Linked DNA regions of Homo sapiens: region 1 is linked to region 2. A link is an interaction called in ENCODE POLR2A ChIA-PET data of the cell type or tissue named here. Cell type or tissue: HepG2. All regions are shown on one strand. Each heading gives the region's core, and the rest is flanking DNA. Links, peaks and the distances in the headings are about the cores only. Region 1 has its middle 33 kb from the start of JAG1. Region 2 overlaps SLX4IP (SLX4 interacting protein).

What was found. ChIA-PET counts read pairs that join two places held together with the same protein. Peaks named below come from ENCODE experiments on the same cell type or tissue, not always from the same donor. Only the 100,000 strongest peaks of a DNase experiment are listed, where the experiment ranks them.
Region 1: POLR2A ChIA-PET joins it to region 2 with 12 read pairs; 3 of 35 experiments call an interaction of 5 or more read pairs at or near these places.

Annotation. Positions count from the first base shown.
Region 1 is chr20:10,699,423-10,715,434 of GRCh38, forward strand. No RefSeq gene overlaps it. Among named protein-coding and RNA genes, the nearest start is that of JAG1, 33 kb to the left of the region's middle. RefSeq lists an enhancer at 6,049-7,248. In HepG2, for the core only: no CTCF peak of the experiment used is centred there; DNase peaks (open chromatin) are centred at 6,759, 9,110 and 9,599; H3K4me3 peaks cover 90 bases.
Region 2 is chr20:10,559,192-10,575,203 of GRCh38, forward strand. SLX4IP (SLX4 interacting protein) reads left to right here. Exons shown (of 8, transcript NM_001009608.3): 4 at 1,509-1,629. Among named protein-coding and RNA genes, the nearest start is that of MIR6870, 82 kb to the right of the region's middle. In HepG2, for the core only: no CTCF peak of the experiment used is centred there; DNase peaks (open chromatin) are centred at 6,620, 7,250 and 9,060.

The DNA.
Region 1 (16,012 bases), core at 6,739-11,738, 140 kb after region 2:
GCGAAACAAAGGAATAAAAAAGGAAAGGCAACCTGTGTTTGTTGCTGATGGCTCCCCAGCTTCCTTGTGATGCCCCACTGATTTATCATCTCTAGTTTTGTGAGACATTCTTGTATCCTAAAAGCAATCCCCACTTTTTGTAAGAAAGCTGTGTGGATTTCTGCAGTCTGGGTAGACAGCAGGAGAAGAGAAGACAGTTCTCCAACAGAGGGGTTTCGCTTCTAACAAGTGGACTGATTTGTACTAGGCTGTCCCTGAATCTGTTTTCCATGTTTCCTGCCCTTTGATTTTATGCTTCTTATCAAGGGTGGCCCCACCCACCCCACCCATTTTTCTTCAACTGATATTGTAGGCACAAGAAAATACCTCGTGGAAATAGGCCAGGGTAAATATATGAGCATTTATTCTGAATCAGCTTGATTTTCAAGTTTTATTTATACAAAAGGCAAATGGAGATGTTCAATGAACATGTTTTATGAAGAATAATAAGATAGAATAGTCTGTCATGGTTTTTGCCGGGCCTGCACCCAGATGTTCTTGGACCCTTTTTACTGGTTCAGGGTGGCCCCATGCCTCAGCTTGTGTGCACTGTGATTCTAGCAGCATGAACTATTAGCTTTCTTCAGAGGATGGCCCTTAAGCTACCAGCACTGCTTTGCCCATACAACAAGTGGACTTCCAGAAGTATCTGGTAGTTTACATAGCCAATGACTAACAGGTGTGGGTGTATGAAGGCCTAGCTCCCTATCTCTAGGTGGGCCAAACTCTCTGGTATAATTTATCCTTCGGAGTTTCCTGCAGGATGGGCCTGTGGCCGGGACTTTGCCTGAAATCACCACCTTGGCTGGCTCCTTCCCTGTTCTGGTTTCCTCATTCTTTTACTAGTTTGTTCTGGGAGCTCTTCCTTAATAAGCCACATGTACGTGAATTCTTGTCTCAGGCTCTGCTTCTGGATAACCCAAACTAAGATATAAAATAAAATGTCATGGTAAAAGAGAAGTGTTAAAACAATCAAGCTTGTGTTCGGGTCTCTGAATACAGAATTGATTTATTATACAGTCATGGACCCAGTTTACTTTTCTAATTTTGTCTCTCTATCTAAAATATGGAGGTGGATTCTAGCTTTCTCCATTGTTTTTGAATTTTATTATTTGCCTAAAATTTTGGCTAAATCTTGCACTACTTCCTGGCTATAATAAATCTCTAAAGAAGAACCTGGATTTAATTTTCTTCATGGTGCTTTTAGTTGACTTCTCAAAGAAAAATTTTTTTTTCTTTTTTGTTCTGGCATACAAATTATCTTTTTAATTATAATTCTTATGTACATGGTATTTCTACTATGACAGTATTACCTGGAAATATGCTTTCATGGCAACAAAGAACACCTTGACACTCAAATTTTGATCATTGATGCTTTCAAGAAGAAAGATTTTTGATCAAAAGGGGGAAACGAGAAAAGAAAAGAACTTTTATCTGAGGAATGTGAGTCCTTTTTTGGGGGGACAGAGTCTCACTGTTACTCAGACTGGAGTGTAGTGGCATGATCTCCACTTACTTCAACCTCTACCTCCCAGGTTCAAGGGATTGTCCCACCTTAGCCTCTTGAGTAGCTGGGACTACAGGTGTGTGCCTCCATGCCTGGCTAATTTTTGTAGTTTTTGATAGAGATAGGGTTTCACCATGTTGGCCAGGCTGGTCTCGAACTCCTGTCCTTAAGTGATCCACCCACCCTGGCCTCCCAAAGTGCTGGGATTACAGGCATGAGCCACCAGGCCCGGCCTGAGTCCTTTTAAATTATTAAGCTCAAAGAGACACTAAAATGACAAAAATCATGTCCTACTTCCCCCTTGAGCTATGTGTTCATCTCTTGAAACTGCTTGCTAGTGCTATAAGTAGCTATAAATTAACCTAATAGTGCTGCACCAGACACTGTAACCCATACCTTACAGCTTAACAATGTAGAGCCAATCACTAATCAATATTATTGCTGTAAACCAAAGAGAATTCTTGACAGAAAACTTTGTATCAGCCCATGCCCTGTGACCCTTTTTTTTTTGCCTTTAAAATTCCATTTTTAATTGCTGCTAATCAGAGTATATATTCAGGGCAATTTGAATGTATGTACCTGGGTTGCAATCTTCAAGGTTGGCCCAAATAAACTCTCTACTTATATATATATTTTAAATGGAGGTAATAATTACTACCTTGTGGCCTCATGTAACAGATATAAATTTCATCTCTGTAAATCTGTAACTATATCCCAACAGGGCTTGAAAGATATAGACCAGCATTGTCCAATAAGACTGTTTGTGATGCTGCGTTCTCTGCATTACCCATTACAACCACTAATCAGATGTGGCTACTGAACAGTTTAAATATGGCTAGTGTGACCAAGGGATTGGATGTTTAATTAGTTTAAATATAAATAGCCATGTGTAGTGAATGTATATCATATTGGACAGCAGAAGGTAGACTAGATGATAGTATTATAAAGTTGATTTCCTGAGTTTTGATAATTGTACTGTGGTTATTTAAGCCATGGTTTTATAAACTTACACAGAAATATTTAGGAGTAAAGAGGAATCATGTCTGCTACCCATTCTCAAATGGTTTTCGGAAAAAATACATATAAAATAGTTGTGGTAAAAAAATGTTAATATTTAGGGAATTTGGGTGAAAGTTATATGGGAATTTTTTGTAGAAAGTAAAAGGGTAAAAATGTCAAATTCTTAACTGTCATGATCATAAACTGGAAGATAGTAGTTGAAGTCAATTACTTAAGTGGTAGCCATATATAAATATTATTTAGCAATATGGAGGAAAATACTAGAAGAAAACAAATTAAATTACCTGAAATATTGAAAATGTCTATACATTCTTCCCATTCCATTCTGCATGCCCTTTTGCAATATAATTTTGAAGGTCTGCTCATTGAGTAGTCTATTTCCTGATATTTGCAACTGGAGTTAGTCATGTGAATTGCTTTGGCCCATGGAAAAGTAGCAAATGTGACATAGGCGGTGAACTGAAAATCGCTTGGTTTTGGTTACTTGCCTTTCTTGATGCTCTTAGGCTCTTGGGAACTCTGCAGCCGCCACTGTGGGAACAAGCCTTGGCTAGCCTGTTGGAGGATGAGAGACCATATGAAAAGAGGCCCTGCCTTGTCAGTCATTTTGGCTTTCCTGGCTAAGGCCCCAGATAAGATAGTGAGGCCATCTAGCTTGTCTATCCACCAGCTAACCTCATATGTATGAGTGAGCCCAGCCAAGACCAGCAGAACTGCCCAACTGAGCCCAGACCAAATTGCCACCCCACAGTGTCATGGGCTAAACATGTGGTTGTTTTAAGCCACCATGTTTTAGGGTGATTTGTTTCCTAGAAACAGCTAACTGACACAAAAGTGCTTTCCTCTAGGGAAAAAGATAAGCTTGTCATGGGAAATATAACATGGTTTTGGAAAGCATAGGTGTTTGAGTTATAGCCTACCTTTCATTTTCCAGTTGTGTGGCCTTGAGGAATTTCAACTCTTTTTGTCTCAATTTTTATATCTTAAAAGTGGAGATAATAGTACAATCTTGTATATTTATTATAAAATAAACTTTAAAAAGTTACATAAAATACTTGATGTAGTACTTGTGTGTGATAGGTGTTCCATAAATTGCTAGAGACTGTGGAGGTGAGGTCAAGGCTAAATAATAGTGTCAGTTGCAATAAGAGATGAAGGATGGTGCTGTCAAGTGCACTGCATTCGAAAGTACACCAGGAGAGTTTGATTCTCTTTCTACAGTCTTCTGGCTGGGGAATCTAGGAAAAAGGACCAGACTACTCTAGTGGTTTGGATTTGTGTCCCTGCCAAATCTCATGTTGAATTGTAATCCCCAAGGTTGGAGGTGGGTTTTGGTGGGAGGTGATTAGATCATTGGGGTGGATTTCTCATGAATGTTTGGCACCATCCCCCTTGGTACTGTCCTTGTGGTAGTAAGAGAGTTCTCCCAAGATCTGGTCATTTGAAAGTGTGTGGCACCTCCCCCTCTCCCTTTCTTTCTTTCTTTCTTTCTTTCTTTCTTTCTTTCTTTCTTTCTTTCTTTCTTTCTTTCCTTCCTTCTTTCTCTTTCCTTCCTTCCTTCTTTCTCTCTTTCTTTCTTTCTTTCCTTCTTTCTTTCTTTCTTTCTTTCCTTCCTTCCTTCTTTCTCTTTCTTTCTTTCTTTCTTTCTTTCTTTCTTTCTTTCTTTCTTTCTTTCTCTCTCTCTCTCTTTCTCTCTCTCTTTCTCTCTCTTTCTCTCTTTCTTTCCTTCTTTCTTTTCTTTCTCTCTTTCTCTCTTTCTTTTGTTGGAGTCTCACTCTGTTACCCAGGCTGGAGTGCAGCGGTATGATCTCGGCTCACTGCAACCTCTGTCTCCTGGATTCAAGCAATTCTCCTGCCTCAGCCTCCCAAGTAGCTGGGATTATAGGCATGCACCACCACGCCTGGCTAATTTTTTTTATTTTTAGTAGCGATTGGGTTTCACCATGTTGGCCAGGCTGGTCTCGAACTCCTGACCTCAAGTGATCTGCCCGTCTCACCCCCTCTTTCTTTCTTGCTTCTTCTCGGGCCATGTGATGTGCCTGCTTCCCCTTCGCCCTCTGCCATGATTGTAAGTTTCCTGAGGCCTCCCCAGAAGCTGAGCAGATGCCAACATCATGCTTCCTGTACAGCCTCCAGAACCATGAGCCAATTAAACCTCTTTTCTTATAAATTACCCAGACTCAGGTATTTTTTATAGCAATGTGAGAACAGAATAATACGCCATGATTCTATTGTTTATAAACATCCATTACTTTTCTAAGAAGTTCATGAAGACCAGAGCCAGAACTTTCTAGAGTAGAAAGTAAAGATTTAAGTTAAGAGTCAGGCAACTTCAGACACAATCACAGTTATACAAATTAATGTTGGACAAAGCCACTCACTAGAGAGGTCCAGGGAGGAAGACCATCTCTTGAAGTTCATAGTGGGTTGATTTCTACAAGAAATGGTGCCTTTCAGAGGGATTAGTCATGGGTAGTTCAATGTAAGATGAGAACGATGGGCCTATAGGTATTAAATCAGGTCCCAGACTCAGATGCTCAAAGGTAGGTGCATTAAAGTTCTGCTAGTTGCTATAGCAAACCCAAAATGCATAATGGCTGAAACATAATAGAAGTATTTTCATTTCTTACTTATCTAAAGTTGTTCTAGTCAGCAAGTGGATCTTCCAACCTGGGATCTTTCCATATGATGGTTCTGCCATATTCAACATGTGGTTTGACTGCATCAAATGGAGAGGAAAAGAACATGGAAAATCACATGTGAGAAATTTTATGGCATTCACCATAAACTGGCACATGTCACTGCTATACACATTCTTCTGGCCAGAGCTCAGTCATATGACTATAATCTTAAAAAAAAAATCAAATGCGATAAAATATGCAAAACAAAAAATTTACCATTTTAACCATTTTAAAGAATATAGTTCAATGGTGTTAAACACATTTATAATGTTGTGCATCTGTTACCACCGTCCATCTCCAGAACTCTTTTTATCTTGTATGATTTTGACTACTCTAAGTATCTCCTGTAAGTGGAATCATGCAGTGTTCATCTTTTAGTGACTGGCTTATTTCCCTTAGCATAACGTCCTCAAGCTTCTTCCCGGTAGTAGCATGTTTCAGAATTTCCTGCCTTTTAAAGGCTGAATAATACTGTGTTGTGTGTCTATACCACGTTTTTGCTTATTCATTTATCCATCAGTGAACACTTGGGTTTTTTCCACATTTTAGCTATTGTGAATAATGCTTCTATAACCATGGGTGTACAAATAAGGATATATAGTCTTGTGTGTTCAGAAAGAGAAACCATGTTTTGTGAACTGCTCTCCCGTCTCTGCCATGCAAGGTACATATGTGAGCTCATGGGATGGTCAAGTGTGTGACAGTGGGGATGGATGGGGACAGTGGGGATGGATGGGAACAGTGGAGAAGTGGAGTGCTGCTTCCCCAGCTAAAAAGACAGCCATTTCTCAGCTTCAGTTGATTGGTGCCAGGTAGAAATGCCAACCAGAGGTGGCCAAACCTTCCAATTTTTAAAAAGAGGTTAGACATCTGAACTGACATAGAAAATTTCTTGACTTAAAAACATTGGTGATGAATTTATGAAACAAACGAATAGTGTCAAGAAGAATCAAAATCCCCTTGCAGGCCCAGTGTGGCCTGTGTGTTTTAGGCTGCCAACTTACTGTGTCTATGTTGGACCATGTGCTCAATGGGAAGGACAGATAATTTGATAATGAAAAACAGGCCTGGGAATGCTCCAGGCAGAAGAGTAAGGGGCAGAAATCAGCCTGGCTCTTGGTAGGACTTCATTCCAGCACCAACTAGGAGCTACAAAGAAGCTGGGAAAGACCCTTTGATCAGAGATTTTCCAGAATACCTTCAAAAAGCAGCAGCCTTCCGTGGCCAAGCAGGGGCAGGGGGTGAGGCTGAGAATGATAGGTAAGAAAAGAGTGACATGTGAAATGACTGAGGCCACGGGACATCCGTCCACCTGTGCTCAGCCATGTCATGCCTACCTGTATTGTCCCAGTGGCACTGCGAGAGGAGCCAGGGCGTCGGCTCGGCACAGAAGTGATTTCACCGTTAGTCACAGACGCCGCGGGTGTTTACCGCTCCAAGACAGAGGCTTTGTATGTCTATGTGTGGACACACATTTCCTGTAACACTGTGAGTGGCTGTCAGGTTTGGGGTTTATACAAAGCTGTGGTCATGTTCCAGTCACACCTTGGATGATTTAGAAAGACTGCAAACACTGGAACTGAAAGCCTATTATTTTCTTGGTAAACTGACGTTGACCTCGAAGGCAAGTCATCAATGCCTATTCACGTTGTACCTAAGTACAACAGATTCTGTCTGTCTCATGTTCTCAGTCCATCCTAATGGGTCCGTGACACACTGATGGGATGCCACTCTGTGCTAGGCACTGTGAGGAATGGGAAGATCATAAACCTCACCATCCCTACCCTTGAGGGCTTTATGATCCTGGGGAGGATGGAAGAAATACGTAGTCCTAGGAAAAGAAAAGCTGTATCCAGTACAGGAAGGGCATGTGGAATGAGGAAAGGATGGTGGGAACGGAAGGAGCCTGAGGCCTGGAGGGGGATTCGGAGGCCCCGACGGACCGCACTGTGGAGGAGCTTTCTGTAGAGCGCAGGATCCACTTAAGCTCCGCGTGTGTGTAGGGATTGTGTGTAGGGATACGGCAAATATCCTGCAGTTGATTGCCAGACGTACAGATCGATTGCAACTTCAGTCCCTTTTAGAAAACAAAAAAGAGACAAAGGCATTTAGGCAGGTGTTTGGGATGTTTTGTTGAATTGGGGACCTGTTTTTATCAAGGTAACGTCAGTTTTGTGGAATGTGATGGTCACAGACGTGGTGTGTTCTGGAGGCTGTGTGGATGCGGGAATCACCTGCTCCCAGCAAAGGAGTGACCGCTTGGCTTGGAAACGTACCAGTGTCCTTTCCTCTGAACATTTCTCCTCAAAAACATCAGCAAAGCCCCCAGAAATCTCTGCCAAGAAGGTCTGAGCAAAAATCCTTCTAAGGTTCTCTTCATGATTTATGTTAAAATAAAAAAATATGTTCATCCCTGATTAGAAATATTCCAACCTTTTTTTATGGTTATAGTTCCAAGCATTTGCGACTACGTTCTCCATTTGGCAGGATGATAAGTTGGGAACGGAAAAACATGCCAACTTTGGACAAAATATGATTGTGTATTTTCAGTTGCAATCCAAAGTCACAATTTGGACTATGAAGCTGGTTCTATATCTTTGCCAAGTTGGGCAAGGAATCTTGGCGGAAAGATGCTTTTTAAAGACATGGAGTGTTGGACTAGATGTCAAGACATTTGTATTTGGGCTTCTTTGGTGCCACTGTTTGAGAAAGCAAAGGCACCCTGGCTTTGCTATTTCTTTCCATTTTAATGTAGAATGATGCCTGAGTCCTCTTACAGAATGTTGTATGGCTAAATCAGACCTTCCTTTAGAAATATTTAGAATCCACTCTAAGTTGGCTATCTAAAATAATTATTAATTAATAATACCACTTCTACTATTATTATTGCTGCTGTGTTATTACCGTTTTAGCTGTGATTATTGTACCACCATCTCTGTTTATTATAAAATGAGATGCTCTTCTCACTCGCTGACTGGTATGTTTTCCAGACAGACCAAAACAGTCCCAGAGAAGTTAAAAGTGAAAATAATTTATGTCACACTGCTGAGGAAACTGAATACCCAGTGGTCAAGAAATAACCATGTCAAAACTTCTAGGAAACTATTAACTAATAATGTTGCTTCAGAATCACTGAGTATGGGCACTCCTTGATACTTTTCACCCTAGCATGGGCTTTAGATGTCAATATTCTGATTTATATTCACCTTCTTTAGACCTACCTAAAGCTGTAAATCGATGTTTTGTTTTATATTATATTAACCCTACTTAGACCTTTCTAAAGTTATATACATAAATATATGATTTTGATATTGCAATTATGTTGCAATAGTTGCACTAATGCATGATAGTGCTTTCCTGAATCACAAATTTTGAGACAAATAGATAATTTTAACACCAACTTTTTCTGTACCAGCTACTTTAACACTTTTCTCCTATCAGGCTCTTTTGATAGAAAAATATGAAAAATTTAAGAATGTCTAGCATACACAAACAAGCTGAGCTGTTAAAAGCATGTCAACTGAGAAGTCACACACAGTAAATTGCAGGTGGCAAATGAGTATGAAGTACATGGGCAGAATGAGAAGCAGCAATGCCACCTTGGCTGGGAACTTCAGAGCAGTGCAGTAATGTGATTATAGTAATGATTCAACAAGTCATCGTCTGCTGCCTTTGTCCACTGTAATTAACTTTTTGGAACTGCGCAGCCTCTGTCTCTGGGCTCATCAGCTGGCCTAGCTTTTGTGTCCCCAGTCTGTTATTTCTGCCCAGGCTCAGGAGCCTCTAAGCACATTGCTAAATGAATTCATTGCTGGAACAAAGATTTGGTGGTCGAATAGAGATGGCTATCTTTTGTTGTCAGACATTCAATCCCATATACCAATCCAATTACTTAAGCTGTTTCTATCAGTCTTATTAGGGCTGGCCATTGAGGCTGGCTAGAATGCTGGTCGCTGTGTCTTGGAAGAATGTGGTGGAACAGATTAGCGCTTTAATGAGAGGCTTTCTGAAGGCCAGATCTTTTCCCTTGTATATATATCGAGATCTAGGAATCATTTTTAGGCGAGGGCCCAGAGTCATTGTTACAAAGACTGATCAAAGGATGGCTGGAAATCTGTACGATTGCTTGAAGAAATTTTATGGGTTATAAAATATTGGCATGGGTTCTGTCTGTTATGGGCTATCTGATGAAAATCTCTGGTAGGCTGGGAAAAGGAAATTGCTTATTGGCATTTATTCTGTGGGATGGATATCTTTGGAGTTTGCATTTGAACTCTTTCTTCACTGTGTTACAGGTCAAATTCTGTACTTAGTACTAACATTCCAGGAATGTGGGCTGCATAAAATCAACATAAGCCTTGCTCCATACTTTGCTACCCAGAAAAGCATTATGAGAGAGTGGCTCAGACAAGGGTGAATGGATGATTACTAAGAAAAGATAGCAAGGGTGGAGTGAAATTGCAGTGGTTAATGTGTAGCAGTTGAAACCTAAAGTTAAAATCTGAGTGCAGTTAAGTCAAAGAACTTAGAACACCCTTGCTCTGACTATCAAGAAAAGGTGGTAATTGGTTTTAATGTTCAAAGAAACACTATTCACCTTCTATGTGTTATGCTTATTGCTCTGGAAATGTTTCTGAAATGTCAGATGCAAAGAGGGTTTATTTCATTTTATTTTTATTTATATATTTTTTGAGATAAGGTCTTGTTCCGTGACCCAGACTGGAGTGCAGTGGCATGATCATGGTACACTGCAGCCTCGACTTCCCAGGCTCAAGTGATCCTCCCACCTCAGCCTTCCGGGCAGCTGGGACTATAGGTGCATGCCACCATGCCCAGCTAACTTTTTTGTGTTTTTTGTAGAGACAGGGTTTTACCGTGTTGTCCAGGCTGGTCTCATACTCCAGGGCTCAAGCCATCTTCCCTGCTTGGCCTCCTAAAGTGTGGGAATTACAGGTGTGAGCCACTGTGCCTAGCCCAAAGAGGTTCTATTTTAAAGGAAGGATATCTACTCATACTTGGAAGATTGTAAGCCAATAGAAAAATATTTTTTTCCATAAAATATTGTCTTATAGAAACTTTTAAACAGACACTAAAGTACCCTTTACCAGATTCAATAATTAATTATAGTTAATCTTGCAGCAAAACTCCCTAACCTTCCTAAACAAATCTCTGACTTCATATATTTTATCGATTGCTATTACCTTCTAAAAAATGATAATACTTTAAAAAAGCATAAACTGCAACAAAATTATCATACCTTAAAAATATTAACAATAATTTCCTAACATCCACCAATATTCACGTGCGAAATTTCTCATCAGAAGAAGATGTAGAGGCTGGGCTTGGTGGCTCACACTGGTAATCCCAGCACTTTTGGGAGGCTGAGGTCAGCAGATCACTTGAGGTCAGGCATTTGAGACCAGCCTACCCAACAAGGTAAAACCCCTTTTCTACTAAAAATATAAAGATTAGCTGGGTGTGGTGGTGCATGCCTGTACTCCCAGCTACTTGGGAGGCTGAAGTGGGAGGATCACTTGAACCTGGGAGACAGAGGTTGCAGTGAGCCGAGATTGTGCCCCTGCTCTTTAGCCTGGAAAACAGAGTGAGACTCCATCTCAAAAAAAAAAAAAAAAAAGATAAAGAAAAAGATGTAAACACATTTGGCCTATTTTTTGGTATGCGATATTTTAGATAATTTTAGATCATAAATGCCCTTTTCCCAGGAAGTTGTTTCTTATCTTTGCTATACAAACTTATTCCAGATTCTATAAGGACATCAAAAATTAGAATAAGGGTACATTATATTTGTATGAAAAAAATATATAAAAAATTAAACAATATATCTTTAGTAAAAAGAAAAATCTTTCATGTGCACAGATGTTTTGGTTTTTATGTTAGCCTCTGTGAGACAGCTGGATATGTTGGAAATAAAGAAATAACATAACAGATACCTGTGCTTCATTCGTTTGACCTCAGCATAGTATTCTTTCTCCTTTACCCTTGATGTTCACTCTCTCTCTTTCAATATAATGAAGTCTATCAAAATATAAAATTTTATGGGCTTTGGAAATAGTCTGAGATTCAAATGCAGCAGGATTTGGTCATGGATTCAAAAATAGGGGCTTGAGACCTAGAGATAGCTATTTTAAATATATAAGGCCATTTTCCTAAAGTGTAGGAAGAAAACTGTGAGGAGAGCGTTCAGCTCCCTCATAAGCTAAGCTAGTTTCATACCTTCTGAATTGGTGTAGATCAAATACTGAAGTAAAATGGTAACTGAAATGAAACATAACAGAATGACCTCATTCAAGTCATGAGTATGGGGTGGGGGGTGTGTATGTATTTCTGTATGTATCTGTGTGTATGTATGTGTAAGTCTGTGTGTGTGTGTCTGTGTGTATGTGAGTCATCTGTGTGTATAGGTGTGTGTGGCCACTTGTGTGTATGTGTGTGCACCTGTGTGTATATGTGTGCATGAATGTGTGTATGTATGTATGAGTCTATATGTATTGTGTGCCTGTGTGTGTGAGTTAGTGTGCATCTATGTGTGTAGGTGTGTGTGTGTGTGAGTGTGTTCAAAGAAAAGCAAATAGTCTCCCTTGGATTGCCCCAATACCCTACTCATTTCTTTATAAGATAAAACCACAAAAACTAACAAATGCAGAATTCTGCTTTTCACTGAGAAACGCAAAGCCACTGGTGCCTGCTTTCTTTGTTTAAAAAAAAGAGTTAGAAAGGTCATCCAAGATAGGAATAAATGGAGGCAGAGGCAAATCAATGTTTAACTTGGAAATATTTTTCAGTTAATCATCTCTGACCGCTCACACTAAGAGGGCACTCCTAGAGTGTTGGCAAACGTGAACTGGAAGTCACTAAGCTACTAGTAAAACAGCCAGACGTCAGGATCCGTATAATCAGAAAGCCTGAGGCTCTGTAGGTTTAACCTAAAATGGCGAGAAAACCTTCTTCTGAAAATATGATCTAGAAATATTTTGACTTCTAGACTTTTGCTTCCAAGTATGAGGATTATGAAACCATAGGACTTTCCTTGCTTTAGGATTATAAAAACCTGGGACTCATACCTGGTAGGAAATTTGTTGAAAGGTGTGGGAAATCGTCTTGGAGTCTGTGATATAGCTTTCTCTCCCTGTTTTCTTTTCTGGCATATGTAACTTTATAAAATGCTACAGAATGTGACTTAGTAGCTTTGTGGCTCTTTTGTTGGCTTTTTTGGTCATTTTGTTATAAGGAGCAATCTTTAAGAAAGGTATGGAAAGCATATGGGGCCAGTGGGGTCAATATTTGCTCTAATGGGCAAATAGACTTTGTTAGTCTCATTTCCATTTTTTGTGTGTTTGTAGATGGCCAGCGATGAGGACAGGCTATGATTTTGACAGGCTTTGTTCATTCTTCTGTACGGGTGAAATAATTATCTGTCAAACAAAAGAAGTAACTCTTTTTGCCTTTGAATGTGACATACCCATTACATTCATGTAAAGTCGAGTTTGTAAAGAGATTCTTAGTCAAAATGTCACCCTTGACATAAGGCCATTGTGCTTGTGAACTGCTGAGCATATGGCATGCTTGCTATTCTGCGACCCACTGCTCCAAGAGTTCCCTGTGCCATGGACATTTCTTTACAAGAAGAGAGTAATGCAACTGGTGCCAAAACGATGAATATTCTAAGACCCCAAAGATGCATTTCTTTTATGAGACCTGATCTTTCTAACATTTGGATTCTAGACACATGAAACAGCTTGCAATAATTTAGCAGCAGTGAGATTCAGCAGAGCCATATTTGAATTATTGGAAAAGTCTGAATTTTGGTTTTGCATTTAGGGAGCCTTAAAAGATCTGATTTGTAAATGCTTTTGAAGAATTCACGTGGACTAGAAGGATTTTACAGGAAACATGAAAAAAAATGCCAGATTACATGTCTCCTTTATCATTCAAAAGAATAAAGTCTGTATCTGTTGTGTTCCTTTTGCTTTTTTTAAATTTTTTTTTATTTTTTGAGACAGTGTTTCCCTCTGTCACCCAGGCTGGAGTGCAATGGCACTATCTTGGCTCAATGCAACCTCCGCCTCCCAGGTTCAAGCGATTCTTCTGCCTCAGCTTCCCAAGTAGCTGGGATTACAGACACCCACCACTCCCAGCTAATTATTTTGTATTTTTAGTAGAGACAGAGTTTCACTATGTTCTTTTATGGTGAATGGACAGCAAGACCTTGATGGAACACACACAAAAAATTCTTCATTAAGTTTTGGCTTGGGTCTTTAATCTTGCAATGCTTTTAAATAACATTGCTTTTTGTTATTAACTATTACTTTATTTGGGGCCTGGATATCACTTCTCCTTGGCCATCACCTTGGTCCACCAGTGCTGGGAGAACTATAGGGCCATGATAAAACCCAGTGAAATCAAATGGTAAGAGTCTGCCCATGGGTTTATCTGCCACAATAACAGATGTATTTTCTTCCTATGAAGGAATTGTTTTCTCATTCAAACTTGCCTGAAGAGAGGACAGATGGTAGGTACTCTGCCTTATGTGTCGGTTAGCACTGTTACATAACAAGCTACCCCAAACTCTGTGGCCTAAAACAGTAAGATTTATTGCCCTTGGTTTGGCTGGATACTTCTGACACTGGCCAGCTCACTGTGAGTCTCTAGCCAACTGTGGGACAGATAGGGAGCTCTGTTTTTCTAGGCTGGGCTCTTTCACACGTTCAATGGCTGGCTGACTGTAGGCTGATTTAAGGTCACTTTGAATGGGACAATTGGAATCTCTTCCATGCAGTCTCATCCTCTGGCAGGCTCTTCTGGGCTTGTTCCCATGGTGGTGACAAGGATCTGAGAGACAGAAGCATGCAAGACTTCTCAAGGCCCATACTTGGAGCTGATGTGCTGATACTTTCACTGCAAAGTTATAAGCAAATCACAAGACCAGCCCAGACTCGAAAGGGAGGGAAGTAGAATCTTCCTCTTGACGGGAGGATCCACAGAATCACATTGCAGAAAGTGTGCACACAAAGCAACCATTACTTCGCACTATGAATGCAATCAATATACTTCATCTTAGTTGGTAAGTAATCTTCAATAAATCTAGGGATCTCTGATCCAGGTGAAAGAGCTGTGATCCATGGCCAATTGCTCATACCATATTTCTCAAAATGTGGTATACAGGTATCTTCTGCATCAGATTCGCCTATGGGATTTGAGATGCCCTAGACCTACTGAATTATTATAGAATCTAATTCTGGGTCTCAGAAATCTGCTTGTTAATTAAACTTCTTCCCCAACTCCCACCCCATAACTCTAATATTCAGGTTTGAGAATTTTTGTATTAGACTCACCTACTCAACGCAATCATCAAAACATGTAGATTCAAGTAATAGAACATATTTTTCGTATCTGGAAAACTAACTCTGAAATGAATTACAAAAAATGTAGTTGGACTATTTCAGTGAATTGACTTAAACAAATTCTTACCTTCTCCCAAGTTATGATGAATATGTTATGTCATAGTGGCACCAGATTAACTGATAAACTCATATTGGAAAAACAAGTTTGATTGATTGCTTTTGCTTTAATAAATTTTCACTTGACTAGAAAAGAACACAGATATATAGAAGATATAAGTTTTGTCCAGTGCATCCTAGCAAGGAAGCAGGGGAGGAAAAAAGATGTCTTTACATCTTTAAAATCCTTATCTTAATCTTGAACTCAAAAGCCTTCCATAGGAGTCATCCAGATGCCCTGCAGGTAGGGACCAGCTCTATGTGTGTGTGTGTGTAGCTCTATCTTTTCATTAAAAGCTTCTTTTGAGTCACTAAAAACTTTAGATATTCTGGAAGATTCTTTTGGGGTCAAAAAATATTTTAATGAGAGCTAGAAGAAAAATCTGAAAGGGGCAAATGAGGTTTTAAACAGGCTAGTACTAAACTAGTTTCTTAGATTCTAGTCTTTACTGATACCAACTGAGCCTGCACAGAGGACCAGATTAGTCTTTTGAAAGCAGTATTGGGTGACTCTCATTCCTTGCTTGAAAACTGTTAATGATGCTTGTTGCCTCACTGGGTTTGCAAATTCAAAAGCATCAGGGGCTAGGGAAAGAAGAGTAAGTGAGTGAAACTGAATGGTTATGATTAATAGGGGGTGGTGAGGTTTCTGGTAAACTAAAAAATGCATGTCCTATTGAGAAGCAGTTAAGTTTAGATTTGCAAAAGAAAAACAAGACCTGCTCAATGGAACACATTTGTGGCTAAATTCAGCTCTTAGGCTACTTGTGTGTTACCTGTGGGCTGGCTCAAGTCCAGATTTATTAATCTGGCATTTGTGATTCTGTACAACCTAACATAGTGCTGTGAACAGAACAGGACTCTTTACTCTCATTTTTAATACAGAGAGGTGGAGGAGAAATATCATTAGGCTTTGGGAGTCTTGGGACTGAATTCTGATTCCACCACTCACTGCAGTAGTGTACAGCCTCAGATGACTCATTTTATCTGTCTCCGAGGCTTGTTTGTTTTTCATGTATACAATGTGGGCAGTAATGCCTGCCCTGCTTTGTTCATGTATTTCTTAGAAAAATAAAAGGATGCCGTTTAGAGCTACAGCACCAATACTGCAGCCACTGGCCATATGGGACTACTGAGAACTTGGCATGGGTCTAGTGTGACTGAGGAACTGTATTATTTAATTGTGTTTAATTTTGATTAACTTAAATTTAAGACCTGCTTGATTCAGGTCTTTGAAAACTTTTAAG
Region 2 (16,012 bases), core at 4,908-9,907:
TCAACTGTAAAGGGATATCTCTGTATTCCATGAGGCACTGCATCTTTAGGCTGCAACATGAAAAGCAGGAGAGAGGAAACCAGTGTTTGTACTTTATCTAGAAACTCACACTCATGAGTTAAATCAAGGGTTTTCTATATTGTTTGAGGAGTACAAGTGTTTTTAATAAAGGAAAAGTTTTGCTATCATTGCTCTTTAGAACAGCTAAAAATTTTGTTGTTTTAATTTGTGAAGATTCTAAGAGATCAACCTGAGATGACATTGCAAGAAACCAGCAAAACAGGTTTGAGGTGACCTGGGCAACTCTGAGTTTTCTGCAGTCTTTGGGAATTAAACAGGAATCATCAGTTCTTATACATCAGTTCTTAATCTAAATTAAGAAATTTAGATTTGTGTATGATTTTACTCTCTTTTTCTACATTAGGTCACAATTTCCTGTTAGTGCAGGAAACAACTGCAAAGAGTATCTTCCCATTGTGTTGGGCTTAAATTTTTGTTTACCTTTATTATAAATAACACCAAAACAATAAAACAATTGACCTATCCTGAAACTTACTAGTGATAAGGAATACTGAAATTGAATTAAAACCATGTGTTTCTGTCGCCTAATAAATGTTAATCTACTTTAGAGAAATTATATTATTTTCACTGTTAGTACATGAGTGTAGTACGTTTTTACAAAAACAAAGGCATATACAGTATCATCAACAAGAGCGTAGAAGAAAATAGGATTAGTGATTTCCAGTTCTCTGCTTAACTCACTGCTCAACAGTTTCCTTCTTGAGTAGATTTGTAAACCCAAGACCAGAAACTAATGAATGATGGTGTTTAGATTTTTAAAAATTTTTAGACCAAGTTTGAAAAATGGGATAGTTTATATAAAAATTACTGTTTCTGACTCCTTTTGAACAAAGATCTAGCAACACTGTGCCTATAAACATGAAACAGTCCCCTAAAACCATGGGGGGCTGCTTGCTGTTGACTGGGCTGTGGTGTGGGTTCCCCATGCCGTTGCACCAGCAGTGGATGAATATGCCCTTACTCCTGGCCCCATCCCTGTCTACAGTCCCCTGGCCACACTGGGTGTTTCCCTGGGGCCCTTGATGCCAGCCAGTGTTGGCTCTTCTTGACTTATTTCTTCTATTTGTCACAGTACAACTGATTGATACTTATATGAAAGCATTCTTTACCATACTTATTACCTCCTTGCCCTGATGTTTACACTGAAATATTTTTATCTTTCTTTTAGAAATATGAAACTGAGGCAGAAAGAAATGAAATGACTTTCCCAGATCACACAGTGAGCCAACATCATGGTTTCGAGCAAACTTCAGTAGCAAATTTAAATTTGCGGTGTTATTCATGAGCACATATGACATTCCTTTCAACATTCACAGCTAAATTAAAAAGCAAAATGAAATGAAATGTTCATTGTTAACTTTTTAATATATATGTTAATTTTTTTGCATTAAATTTGAAGGTTATATCTAATTTTTTATTTGCTTTAGGAAGTCTGTTTACTGTTAAAAGAAACCATTGATTCAAGAGTTCAGGAGTACTTGGAAGTTCGCAAACAGCACAGGCCATCAAATGCAGAATTCACAAGATCCAATCCCTTGTCCTTAAAAGGTAGGCACAGAGCACTTTGATTTTGGACAAAAAATAAATAGAATTTCTGCTCCGTAGAGATGGCAATTATGTTTGACTCTGACTGTCATGTTAGTATAGTGATACATTTTAAAAATATGTCCTAATGAAGATACTTTGTTTGGGTAAAGAAAATTAACTGAAGAGCCCTCAGGACTTTTAATGGTAGGCAAAATGTATAAAAATAGCAAATAAAACATTCCTAAGGAAACTGTAAATTGTTTAAAGGATTGTTTTTTATTTTTAAGGTTTTTTTATTTTTAGTAGACTTAATAATTGTACACATTCATAGGATACAGAGTGATATTTTGATACGTGTATACAATGTGTAATTTTCAAATTAGAGTAATTAGCATATCTATCACCTGAGCATTTATCATTTCTTTGTGTTGTGAGCATTTAAAATCCTCACTTATGTTTTTTTAAAAAATATACAATAAATTAATGTTAACCATATTTACCCTATAGTGCTATAGAACACTAGAACTTACTCTAGTGGTAGTCTTATATCCATTAGCTAACCTCTTCCTATCCTTCCCTTCCCCATCCTTCCTAGTCTTCTAATACTCACAACTCTGATTGTATGAGCTCAATTTTTTTAATAAATAGCTTCTACATATGAGTGAGAACATGTGATATTTTATTTTCTTATTTTCTGATTACATCATCAAATTTTAATATGTCTATATATCTATTTTTCTTTTTTCTTTTTTTTTTTTTGGTTATAGTAGTAAGTTCTTAAGTGGTGATTTGTGAGATTTTGGTGCACCCATCACCCAAGCAGTATACACTAAACCTGATTTGTAGTCTTTTATCCCTCACTCCCTTCCCCACCTTTCTCTCTGAGTCCCCAAAGTCTATTGTGCCATTCTTAATGCCTTTGCATCGTCATAGTTTAGCTCCCACTTACAAGTTTGGCTTTCCATTCCTGAGTTACTTCACTTAGAATAATAGTCTCAAGTCCCATCCAGGTTGCTGAGAATGCCATTAATTCATTCCTTTTTATGGCTGAGTAGTATTCCATCGTGTATGTGTGCCGGACTTACTTCACTTAATTTCCTTTGGGCTCATCCGTGTTGCTATTGAAACAGGAAAAGATACCTTATCCCTGAAACAGGGCGTGGGATGGGGATGTGTCATCGGTGCCCTGCGGCTCAACCCTTAGGGGAACATACAGACGGGCAGTTCATAGGAAGCATGGGCTCCAATCCTGCAGCAGCGTCTAGGGTTGAGTGTTTACAGATCCTCAAGCCCCAGTGGGCGTGTGTTACAATGTGCTTTTTCAGTTTAGCCGTCTGCAGGCGGGTTGCGTTAATCTACTCGATTAGGCCCTCTGCCTTATCTCAAGGACAGAGGGCTTTCTGTATCCCGGGTTCTTGCCTTGGTGTACCGGAAATACTGGATCACACGTGGGCTTGGAGAATGGGTGCAAGGTTTTACTGAGTGGAGGTGGCTCTCCGCGAGGTGAATGGAGAGGCCAGAAGGGGGATCTAGTGGGAAGGTGGTCTTCCCCTGGAGTTGGGCCGCCCAGCTGCCGGACTCTCCGACTGCCCCTGGCAGAATTTCACGTTATCCCGCTGTCCATGGCCTGCCGGAATCTGCTGGTGCCTGTCAGAACAACTTCTTCCGTTCCTCTGCTCCTCTTGTTGTCCAGCCGCCTGTGTGTGTGCCCGCTAGGGTCTCGGGGGGTTTTATAGGCACAAGATGGGGGGCGTGGTAGGCCATGGTGTTCTTGGAAAATACAACATTTGGGCGTGAAAACAGGAGTGCCTGTCCTCACCTAGGTCTGTGGGCACAGGCCCAAGGGTGGAGCCCTCACCAGGGACCCTGCCCTTCTCTACCCAGCACTTCCTTGCCCCTCTCCCATATCACCATGAATGACAGATTTTATTTTATTTATTTATTTTTTTGTATATATTGCTGAATAGTATTCCATTGTGTATACATACAGCACGTTTTCTTTATCCATTCATCTGGTGATGAACATTTAGATTGATTCCGTTATCTTAGCTATTGTGAGTAGCACTGCAGTAAGCAAGGGGGTACAGATCTCTTCAATATACTGATTTTCTTCTTTTGTTAAAATACCTAGTAGGGAGATTGGTGGGTCATATGGTAATTCTATTTGTAGATTTTTGAGGAACCTCCAAATTGTTCTCCATAATGGTTGTACTAATTTAAATTCCCGTGAATCATGTATATGAGTTCCTTTTTCTTCACATCCTTGCCAGCACTTGTTAGTTTTTGTCTTTTTGATAATAGCCATCCTAACTGCGGTGAGATATCTAATTGTGGTTTTGATTTGCATTTCCCTGATGATTAATAACGTTAAGCAATGTTTCATATACTTGTTGGCCATGGGTATGTCTTCCTTTGAGAAATATTCAAATCCTTTGCACATTTTAAAATCAGATTCGCTTATTTGCTATTGAGTTATTTGAGTTCTTTGTATATTATGGACATTAGTCCCTTGTCAGATTAATAGTTTGCAAATACTGTCTTCCATTCTACAGGTTGTCTCTTCATGCTGTTGATTGTTTCCTTTGCTGTATAGAAGATTTTTAGTTTGATATAGTCCCATTTTTCTATTTTTGTTTTTATTGCTTGTGCTTTTGAAGTCTGATTCATAAAATCCTTGCCTAGACCAATGTCTTGAAGAGTTTCCTCTGGGTTTTCTTCTAGTAGTTTTTTAGTTTTTGGGTCTTAAATTCAAGTCTTTAATTCATTTTGAGTTGATTTTTGTATCCAGTGAGAGATAGGGGCCCAGTTTCATTCTTCTGCATATGGATATCCGGTTTTCCCAGCAGCATTTATTAAAGAAAGTGTCCTTTCCCCTAATATGGTTCTTGGCACCTTTGTTAAAAATCAGTTGGCTCTAAATAAGTGAACTTATTTCTGGGTTCTCTATTCTGTTCCATTGCTCTATGTGTCTGTTTTTATAACCATACCATGCTGTTGTGGTTACTATAGCTTTGTAGTATATTTTGAAATCAGGTAGTATGATGTTTCCAGCTTTGTTCTTTTGCTCACAGTTGCTTTGGCTATTTGGGTCTTTTGTGGTTCCATACAAATTATAGTGTTACTTTCTTCTATTTCTGTGAAGAATGTCATTGGTATTTTGGTAGGGATTGGTTAATAAATGCTTAGACTCTTGCTAAACTGTCAATTTCTAAAAGGTATGAGCATTGTGGACCCAGCTCGACCACAGGATTGATTTTCACTGATGACAGAGGTTCATTTTGTTCTAGGCTGTGTAGATCTAGACACCTGCAGGGACAAGAGGGACACGCCATGGTATACCACCGTCTTATATTGTTTATTAACAGCATCACTAAAAACAGAAATTGATTCATGCTTTTACTTTGTCATCAGTGCCAAAAACATCTCTCTATACATTTATCTAACTGCCTGTTTTCAGCTGATCCTATAGTCTTTTAAGCCTGTTTCAAAACCAAGTTCAAAACCACTAACCAAAAAGCCATGCCTATTTCCTCCTCAGTCTTCAGTTCTATGTCTCATGTTCCCTGAAAATAGAGTTGTTGTTTCTGTGTAGGTAGTTTGGATGAATGTGGATTGTTTATGCTTTTGTGTAAATTGGATATCTTCTCTCATTTGCATGAGTTCCTTACCTTTTGTTACATTTCCAGATCCATATATTGGAATATGCCTCAACTTGGGTATATATACTTAATATACAACCCTGGATAAGCTGAAGTCTCTAGGCTGGTGACTTTGCTCATTGCTATAATAATATTAATATTTTTTATGCTTTGAGATTTCTTTATAAACAATTTGCATAAATGACTTGGAGGCTGTTTTTCCAATTATATGATATAAAGGAGTATGAAAATTACTCACAAACTTGGTCAAAGAACAGCATAGTACAGACATTGCCAATAGCCTCATTGTTTTTAAGAGTTACTGAAAATTTATTTCAGTATCAGTAAAAATTAATGGTATAAGGCTTTTTAAAGACTTGACTGTCAATTCCCATCAATTCTGCCTCACTAATGTTTTTTCCTCTTAACCTTGCCAATATTGGGTATTACCAGTGTTTTTAATTTTTGCCAGACTGACAGTCCAAAAATCAAAAAAGGAGATATTGTGCTTTTTGATTTTTATTTATCTGTGTGTTTTTATGTGTTTACTGACAGAACTGCATATTTATAGTTTAGGTTTGTGGTTTTTGCCTTTTCCCTCCTAATTTTTTTTTTCCTTTTGTCACTCCCTTGGTCGAGGCCCGTCTTGATCAGCTCTTAAATTAATGCCACAGCCTGTGATTTTCCTCTTAATTCATCCACACCTCTGCTGCCAGAGTGGCCTTTTGAAGGCAAAAATGTGATAGCTCCCAGCTTGAAACCCTCTGTGGTCAGGAACCTTAGTTGCCTGACATTCTTTATTTCACTTTTTCTCTGCTTGAGACTAGCCAGAGTGGGTCTGGCTCTTAAGCAGAGAAGAAGTTGATTAAAGATATTAGATAGCTCATAGGATCTCGGGGAGTGCTGGAGAGCCCTGTTGTGAAGCTACGCAAAACAGCCTCAGCCATGAGTCGGGGACAGCTTTGAGACATGCTCCCTGTGATGCTTAGGACCACGTATCAGAAGCTTTGCCGAGCCTCATCCTCTGCCCCACCCTGCAGAGACTGACTGCCCGGCCTGTGGCCACAGCCTTGTGCTGTTTTTTCCCTTTTGAGTCCACCACAAGGCAAAACTAGATTTCATGGTTGTCTCCTAGTTACAAGTGAGTCAGGGGAGGCAAAATGTTTGGCTTTTACCTTGGGAAAGTGACACTTATAAAATGTGGAAAGTCATCAAAACATAGGATGATGGTCAACAATTTTGAGTGGGTGGACACAAGTTACAAATATCCACTAATAACTTTCCTCTTGGCTTCCTTCTTCCATGAGCTTCTAATCAGTAACAACAAGCTATTGCCTAACAGCCTGACTTTCCCAACTACAAAGGAAATGTGCTCACCACATATCCTTCAAAAGAGATGACCCAGAGTCTCAAGTCCCAGCTCCAAGTCCAGGACTTCTAAGTGATGTTTACTCCCCTTCTAGTTCATTCCCAGCCCATATTTGTTAACTTTTCAACTAAATAATGAAGTGAACTACTGCCAACAAACCTTAAATAAAATAGTAGGGAAACAGCCAAAAAAGTAACTGATGTATAAATAAATACATGATGCAGCAAAGGACAGTGAGGTAGGTAGATGCTACCATTCTAATTTCTGTAACTGTGAAATAAGTAGTTGATGTTTGTATCTTCCCTCCTCTATTTATTTTGTATTCCCTGTGTTCTTCGCCTGTAACTCATCTGATTAGCATTCTTTACCTTCATTCCCCCAGGATTTGAGCTGCCAGTGGTCCTGCCTTGATGAGATTGCCATTGTTTTAGTTAACTTTTAGCACTGGGTATGTTTCACCAGGTAGAACTGATTACATTTTTTTTTTTTTTTTTTTTTTTTTTTTGTCTATATACCTCTCTCCCTCCATTCATCTCATCATGAGCCAGCATTTCAACTCCCCTTTGGCCTGTTTGTATATTGCCATAAAGAGCCTGAAACAGTCACATGGTACTTTGAACTTTCAGCCCGATTCATTGTTATCATCTGTGTTATAATCATCCTTTGAGTACTAAGGAAGCAGAGTCATGGGGATGGAACGTAAACGTTTGCTGAGGTGGTCACCTCGCTTTTCCAGTCCTTCGTTCCAGGAACCATGTATCTGGCCAAGGTAGCACATGTTCTGCTGGTCGGAGCCTATATTGCATCCCTTAGGACCTTACTCCAGTTCTACAAGGTCCTGCCTCATAATTTGCATCACAACTGAGTTTTCAATAGACCTTTCCACCATTGAGTAAGGCCAGCTGCAGTTGAGCTGTGCTTGATTGTTTGTAAGACCATTGAATTTTACAAGCCTACTGTCTTATTTTGTTTCCTGTAAAATGAGCTGCTTTGTCAGAATCGCAGTGGTGGTGATGGCAAGTGAGGCCTTCCTGAAGTCTGTGGATGATGTGGCTGGCAGAAACATGGCAGACATACAGGGCACATCCAAATCCAGAAGAAAGCTCCATTTTAGTGAAGATAAGGCATTGGCTCCTCTGTGATGAAAGAGGTCAAATGTCATCTACCCACCATCACTGGCCTATCTCCCTATGAAATGAGAGTTGGTGGCAAGGCTCAGATTAATTGCTATTGCTGGCAAATTGGGCATTTGGCAGAGCTCAGTCTTGGGTAGGTTAAGTCTGTGTTGAGCCCTAGCAGAACATTCATCCATGCCTCCATGGCCACATTGCTTATGAGCCCTTTGAGCAGGTACTTTGGCAGCTAGGGAAAGAGGCCAGCCAGCATCCATGGGGTATGTCACCTTGTCTTACTCATTATAAGAACCTCTCCTGAATGGGGCTTGCTGTGGTGTGAAGTATCCCCCAAAATTCACACATTGGAAATGGTCCCCAATGCAATAGTGTTAGAAGGTGGGGAAAGTATTTGCATATGAAGGCAGAGCCTTCATAAATAGTTTAATGTTGTTTTAAAAGGGCTTGATGGAGGCCTTTTTGCCCTTCCTCCTTCTGCCGTGTGAGGATACAGCATTCCTTCCCTCTGGAGGACTCAGTGTTCAAGGCACCATCTTGGAAACAGAGATCAGACTCTCGCCAGACCTGCTGGTGCCTGGTGCCTTGATCTTGGACTTCTCATCCTCCACAACTGTGAGGACGTAAATTTCTATTCTTTATTCTAGTTTGTGGTATTTTGTTTTAGCAACACAATAGACTAAGACAGGGCTCTTTGGAGAACTTTCACAAAATGTATAAATATTCTCACACTCTATATAACTTTTCCCCAAATATTTATGTCACCAGTTCTTGATGACCCTCTCTTCAAACTATTAACCACTGCCAGTGAATCAGTATATATTTGTTTCTCAGGCCATCTCTCCTTATAGGCCACATAGACCCAAAATATACCACTCAACAGTCTGCTCACTGGACAGATTTTTCTTTTCCACCCTGAGTGAGGTTATATCATCACATTCATTCACTTCTGGCTAGTACCATCCCATTGGGCAGTGCCACTGATTAGGCACAAATTTTTATCTGTTCATAACTGGCGAGTGAAGCTATTGCCTTTTCAGGTCTCTCATAGTGGTCAGAGAAACACACAGACATACTCATTGATGTTTGTGCCTATTTCTTAGTAGTAAGGGGTACAAGGTGTAAAAAACTTGACTTTCCTTTTAGATGAGCTTTTTCCTGTGCACCAGGCCATTGTACATTCAGAAACTGTATTTTGAAAGGCTTTATCTGTCACCATCTGACATGCCTGTGTCTTAGCATGACAGCTAGAATACACGCCACCTTGTGCTGTGTAAGTCCTATCATAATGCCTTTGGTGTGGTAGACCAGAACAATGTCCTGCAAGATAGTGAGATAATGAAGTTCCCTGTAGATTCAGTAGTGTCACTGAAGCAGAATGTCAACAGAGCAATGAGGCAAAACAGTGAAGCTGCGTGACTTTCTCTGCCAGTAGATAGAAACCTGCTTCTGTGTTCGCTGTTCACTGAGATAGAAAAAAACAGATTTTGCTGCCTCTGTAGTACTGATGCTAGGTGCTGTAGTTCTCCAGCTGAGAGATCGCCTCTGGAAGAATCTCTGGCTAATTAAACTTATATTAACCTTCCATCATTCTGTAAGACTCATCTGTGTTCTGCTTTACCAAAGAGGAAAGTGAGATAAGACCATATGAAAGATGCTCATGGATGTTTCAGGTTTCTCATGGCGGCAGATCTCTTTGATCTCCTAGGGATTAATACTGATTTTAGTTTACAATTTTGGTGGGATGGGAGAAGTTCCAGAAACTTTCACCTAGCCCATAATTACTGTAATAGTTCTCACTCCCTGAAACATGAATTCCAACTGTGGATTCTGTCAGTTGCAGAATAAACCTATCCCAAGGATACACTCAGCAACTGGGAAGACAACTGCAGATTTTTACAGTCATGCTGTGCCCTTCGTGAGATGAATTTAAGCCACATTTCTAGATGTCACCCTCTGGTGGATCACAGCAATAATCAGGAACCCAAGAATTATCTCAGAGCCAATGCCTAATCCTCCTCAAAAGTTCGAATATTTCTCTTTTTCCCTTGTGCAAATACCTTAGTAATCTCTGTTGATCCCACGTGGAAGATTTAAAGGATGCACTTGTAACGTTATTGAAGGGTCCTTACTTGAGGACTGCCTGGCTCTCCTTTCGAGGAGAAAATAAGTCCGTGTACTGACCCAAATCTGGAGACTGGCCAGGTGGCAAGTCAGGTCCCTGTGCACCAGATCTAGATTTTTTTTTTTTTTTTTTTTTTAATTTGAGACTGAGTTTCACTCTTGTCGCCCAGGCTGGAGTGCAATGGCACGATCTCAGCTCACTGCAACCTCTGCCTCCCAGGTTCAAGCGATTCTCCTGCCTCAGCCTCCCAAGTAGCTGGGATTACAGGTGCGTGCCACCACACCCAGCTAATTTTTATATTTTTAGTAGAGATGGGGTTTCACCATGTTGGCCAGGCTGGTGATCCACCCCCTTCGGCCTCCCAAAGTGCCGGGATTACAGGCATGAGCCACTGTGCCCGACCCAGATCTAGATTTTTTTTTTCCTGTTATACAGTGTATTGGTTTGCTAGGGCTGCCATAACATACCACAGGCCGAGTGGCTTAACTAACAGAAATTTATTTGTTCTCAAAGTCTAAAGACTAGAAGTGTAAGATCAAGGTTAGTTTCTTCTGAGGCCTCTCTCCTTTGCTTGTTGATGGCTGTCTCCTCCCTCGTCTTCACATGAGTTTTCCTCTGTAAATGCCTGTGTCTCCTCTTATCTAGAAGTCTGAGATTAAAGTATTGGCAAGTTAGTCTCTTCTGAGGCCTCTCTCCTTGGCTTGTCGATGGCCGTCCTCTCCCTTTGTCTTCACATAATTTTCCGCTATAAATGTCTTTGTCTCTTCTTATGAGGATGCCAGTTACATTGGATTAGGCCCCATCCTGATGACCTCATTTTAATTTAATTACCTCCTTAAAGACCTAATCTCCAAATATAGTCACATCCTGAGGTACTGGGAGTTAGGACTTCAACATATGAATTTGCAGGGAGAGGTGCACAGCTCACCCCATAACATACAGTTTAAGTAGAGTCTAAGTATGTTCTCCGTCTTATTTGGAGGTATGGACATAATCAATTAACTGGTAAGCCAGAGACAGCTCTGGGGTGCACCACTCTGAAAGGGTTCTGACCAAGGTCACCACTGGATCATGGCCCTCCAGTAGACCAAGTGACTTGTCCAGCCATGTGCTTAAATTGACTACAAATTTCTACTCACCCAGTTACCAACTGCCCCACCTTTACTCTTGAGCTTTGGTACTGTGCAGACATCATATCTGTTCCAGCTGTTAACTCTCTCAGCAGCTAACTCTTACTCCCTGGGGGACATCCCTCACCCACAAGGTGGCTATCCACTCAGGAGTGGCCTTGGTAGCATGTCTTTCTCATGTTGAGCCACATACCATTTTGCAGATAGTTCTGGGGAATGCAGGGGGATCACCGGGCACAGGCTGGTATTGTCACACAGATCGGCATGCAGACAGATCATGTACTCTGGGCATCGTGTACCAAGGTGTGCTCCTATGTATCACACACATACACTCTTTTTTTTTTTTCTTTTTTTTGAGGCGGAGTCTTGCTTCTTTGCCCAGGCTGGAGTGCAGTGGTACGATCTCAGCTCATTGCAACCTCCGCCTCCCAGGTTCAAGTGATTCTCCTGCCTCAGCCTCCTAAGTAGCTGGGATTACAGGCGCCTGCCACCACGCTGAGCTAATTTTTGTATTTTTAGTAGAGACAGGTTTTCGCCATGTTGGTCAGGCTGGTCTGGAACTCCTGACCTCAAGTGACCCACCCGCCTTGGCCTTCCAAAGTGCTGGGATTACAGGCGTGAGCCACCACGCCCAGCCACATGCACACTTGTTTTTTGAGACAGGGTCTTGCTCTGTTGCCCAGGCCAGAGTGCAGTGGAACAGTCGTGGCTCATGGCAGCCTCAACCACCTGGGTTCAAGTGATTCTCCCACCTCAGCCTCCCGAGTAGCTGGGACCACAGGTGTGTATCACCATATCTGGCTATTTTTTTAAAAAAATTTTGCAGAGATGGAGTCTCACGATGTTGGCCAGACTGGTCTAGAACTCCTGGGCTTAAGTGATCCTCCTGCCTCAGCCTCCGAAAGTGTTGGGATTACAGACGTGAGCCTCCATGCCTGGCCTGCATCACCCTTTTTTATTGGGCAGCATAAAAGTGACCTTGTGGAGTTGGGGGTGGCAAACATTTGAGTCCCAGGTTCGGGCACCGAGCAGTCTGGCTGCTTAGGAGTATGCTGGACAAGCCAGTTGCCCAGGACCTGGAGGCTTTTGCAGTCTTCCAGCTAGACCTGCAGTCGGCTGAGTTCAGGAGGATCCTCTCTCCCCAGGGACTAGGAGTCATTATTCCCAGATGGCCTTGGCCAGCAAACCCAGAGAGTGCCCATGGTCATTGATCAGCTTGTCACTCTCCCCTAACTCCATCCCCAGAGTGTGCTGCTGTCTCACCCTGGGCTTCTGCACACACTGCTTCTGCTCCCCTGTGTGTGCCCTCCTCATCCTCCAGCCTGTGCTCAGGTATCACCTCCTCCAAGGAGCCTTATCTGATTCTGTGTAGCTTCTCTCTCAAGAGCACTTCCCTTCCTCTCTCCCTGCTCACCCTCTGGTGTAGCAGCACTCATTGTTCCAGTTGCTTCCCTGCCTCACAGATAGGCTTCAGTTTCATTGAGGACAGGAGTCTTGTCCTGTTCAGCACCCACTGCAGAGCCTGTCAGAGCACAAGTGTTGGGAGAAATAAATGAATTGTTACGGCTCACAGGTCCCATTTTCTTTGCTGAGACTTTACAGCATGTTTCCATTGCAACATCTCTTGCCCCTTACACAAAACACAGAGATGAAAGTGGCCTGTGAATTACAAATTATTGAATAGCTTTTCTCATCTGGTTTTCAGAAAGTCAAAACCACAACTTACCCCAGTGTAAGATTAGGCTGCAACATCTTCTGACTCCAGGGACAGGAAATACCTTCCCTTCAGCCCCACCCCACCCCAGGTCTTTGTTAGTATTACTATCCTGCCCAGGTACCTTACCGAGCGTCCACCCCTCGGATGCTGGCTCTGGGTTAGATCTTCCACCTACCCATGGCAGATCCCTGAGACAGTCCTTTCTAGCCAGGCTTCTTAGCCCTTCTTTTAACCATTCCTAAGCTTTAGAACCCTTTCTCTACAGATGAGAGCCAGATTTGTGGTTCAAGTAACTTGCCCAAAGATCAGATACTAGCTAGGAAGTGTCAGAGGCCACATGAAAACTCCACTGTCTGACACCGGGTTTGTCCTCATTGCTTTGGTATCCCTATTAAGGAGAGTATTGTATGTTTATGTGGTTTTTTTAAATACAATTTTCCTCTAATCATAAAAACACATCTGTCTTTAAATTAACTAGGAGCAGTATTCTGCTTGAATTACCATGTGGGTATCTTGGTTTAAAGTTCATATTCTCTATTCTCTGATCATGAGATGGAAAGGGAGAAATAGACCCCCAAACAGAGCTCATCTTCCAGCTGTAAGCACTTGCCTCAATGCATTTTGTCTAAATAGGGTTCAGGACATTTTTCTGTTTGTGGAACAGTAACAGTAAATTTTTTTTACTGCCTATTATTCTATTCTGTATAACCTTTTCTTGTAGTTAACATCTAAGAAACCCAGTCCTTTGGAAAATGCCATAAAATAAATTAAATTTTCCTGGGTACTGTGGTTTCTGTCTGCAGTGGCCTGCTTTTTGGCATTTCTTCTAAGCTGAATGCTTCTCTAAAATCTTAGCTTATATCTGTAGCCAAAGTACCTAGCCCTCTGCTCACCCTTCTGTGGCATCCGAGGTATCTTTGGTGAACATTCAAGGACGAATTACCAAGGTGTTCTCTCTCTTCGTCAACACTCACCTCCCAAGCAGCGTTCTGTGGTGGGGCACATTACCACCATGTTGGGGAATCAGTGTGTGTTCACACGACAAGAGGCGAAAAAGAAAAAGACAAGAATTGCCAAAACAAGCAAATTTTTCCTATTCTTTCCTCTGTCTGAGAAATGTTCCTCAACTTTCCCCAACACCCGATGCATGATACCTGCCAAAAAAAGCTTTCTCCTTGCTCTTCAGACACAGGCTCATTGTGAGCCATTCTCCCCGGCATCCCCGCGAGTGCAAATTTGTGTATGTGGTGTTTTGTTTTGTATTTATTTTCCCAGCCCTTTGAAAACAGGGCCTTTTCCTATTTAAAATAAATTTCAGAAGTGAAATACTTTTTCCCTTTTGAGAGCCCAGCCCTTCCTCCATACAAACCTTCAGGCATTTTCAGAGGACAATGAAAACTTGCTCTAAAACACCATCCATAGACTTCCCTTCAGTCAGTGTTTTTCTCACACATTAACAACAAAATAACAAGTACTGTACATCCAACCACTGTGATCCCTGAATAAACATAGGCCCTTGACAAGTAATTCTATTTTTAAGAGTCATTTTTTATGTGAGTCAGTTATTACAATGGGCAGTTAGAATGTGCTCCTATTGTGCACACCCATGCACAGTAGGAATGGAACTGTACCGCAGTCACAGAGCAAGCTAGGTAGTTCTCTGACTTCCACAGCAGACATGGAGGAGGACTAAGAGGGGAAGAAATAGTCACTCATGTGGTTTTAGCAACAGTCAAACTGCACAGCACATTTTCAGTTGTCTGCTGTTCTATTAAATATTTTTACTGTTTAGACATTGTATTTTTTCTATTCACAGCCCTTTACAAATAGAAGTGGATTTCCCTAGATCTCTCATAAAGCACTGTGGAAACGTGTTTTCTTTTTACAAATGTTTAAATAGCTTTGGTTATTATTTACATTTCTTCCCATAATGGACTCAATCAAAACATTTTATAGGCTTTTATCCACACATGTAAAGCTTGAAAGGGCAATAATGAGAAAGCAAATGCCAATAAGTTGTCTGGTGAATGTGCTGCAATTTCAACAAAGATTATTTTTTCAGGAATGGGTAATTTGTAAAACTTGAAGTTTTATACTTTTTACCAAAAGTGTGCTAAAGCACCAATGACAACACAAAATGCTTTGCTTTCTCAAAAACTGGGGAAACTTCTCTAACCACTTATTACAGTAAATGGAAAGTAAACAAAATTTCTAAACTTTCAAGGGTAATGTTTCCACTTGTTATCATCACCTGTTATGGACATAGCCAGAGTTGCAGTGACTGATACTTTTGTCTACTTTTAATTTTTACAAGAAATTAAAATTCAAAAAAACGTGATGTACAAATCTTCCAGAAAGGTTAGAATTGTTTTGACCAGAGGTTGTCAAACTTCAATTTGAACCATTACAAGACCTTTCCCATGTAAGTATAAACCTTATTAGAATGATCCTGTTGGCCTGCTGTGAACATACTGCTTCTTTCTCTCCCATCTCACCCATCTGAACCCACTACCCCACACATCAGAAAGATAATTTTTCCATCATAAAACAAAGTTCATATTGCCTTTGTTCTGCTTCAAATTACAATGCCAGTTCTGATGGAGCTTTTATGGTGACACAACTCCAGTATTACTTTTGCATCTGCTTGGGCTTGTTCACATTTACAACCAGACTTTCGGCATATCTGGGAACTGGAAAGCTCACAACAGCTCTACCAAATACCCCAGGACTCTTAGATTCTTGAAAGATCTCTGTTACCAAATGCTACTTTCCAAGACTTTTTTTCTGAGATGGAGTTTCACTCTTGTTGCCCAGGCTGGAGTGGTGCAATCTCAGCTCACTGTAACCACCACCTCCCAGGTTCAGGTGATTCTCCTGTCTCAGCCTCTTAAGTAGCTGGGATTACAGGCACGTGCCACCACGCCCAGCTAATTTTTGTATTTTTAGTAGAGACGGGGTTTCTCCATGTTAGCCAGGCTGGTCTCGAACTCCTGATCTCAGGTTATCCACCCGCCTTGGCCTCCAAAAGTGCTGGGATTACAGACGTGAGCCACCGTGCCTGACCGCAAGACTTTTTTTTAATGAGTTGTTCCAGTTAGCTCAGAGCCCTGCCCTCTCATTAGCTCCATGAAGACTGATGACTTATTACTACATATTCCAAAGACAGGTCCCCACTGGGGTCAGGTAGAACTGGTTGGCATTCCTGCCCCACTAGGAGTAGGAGGAAAAGTAATAGGAAGGAAAATCACTTGCCCTTAAATTGATGTGGGGTGAGATTAAAAACATTTCTTTTGGT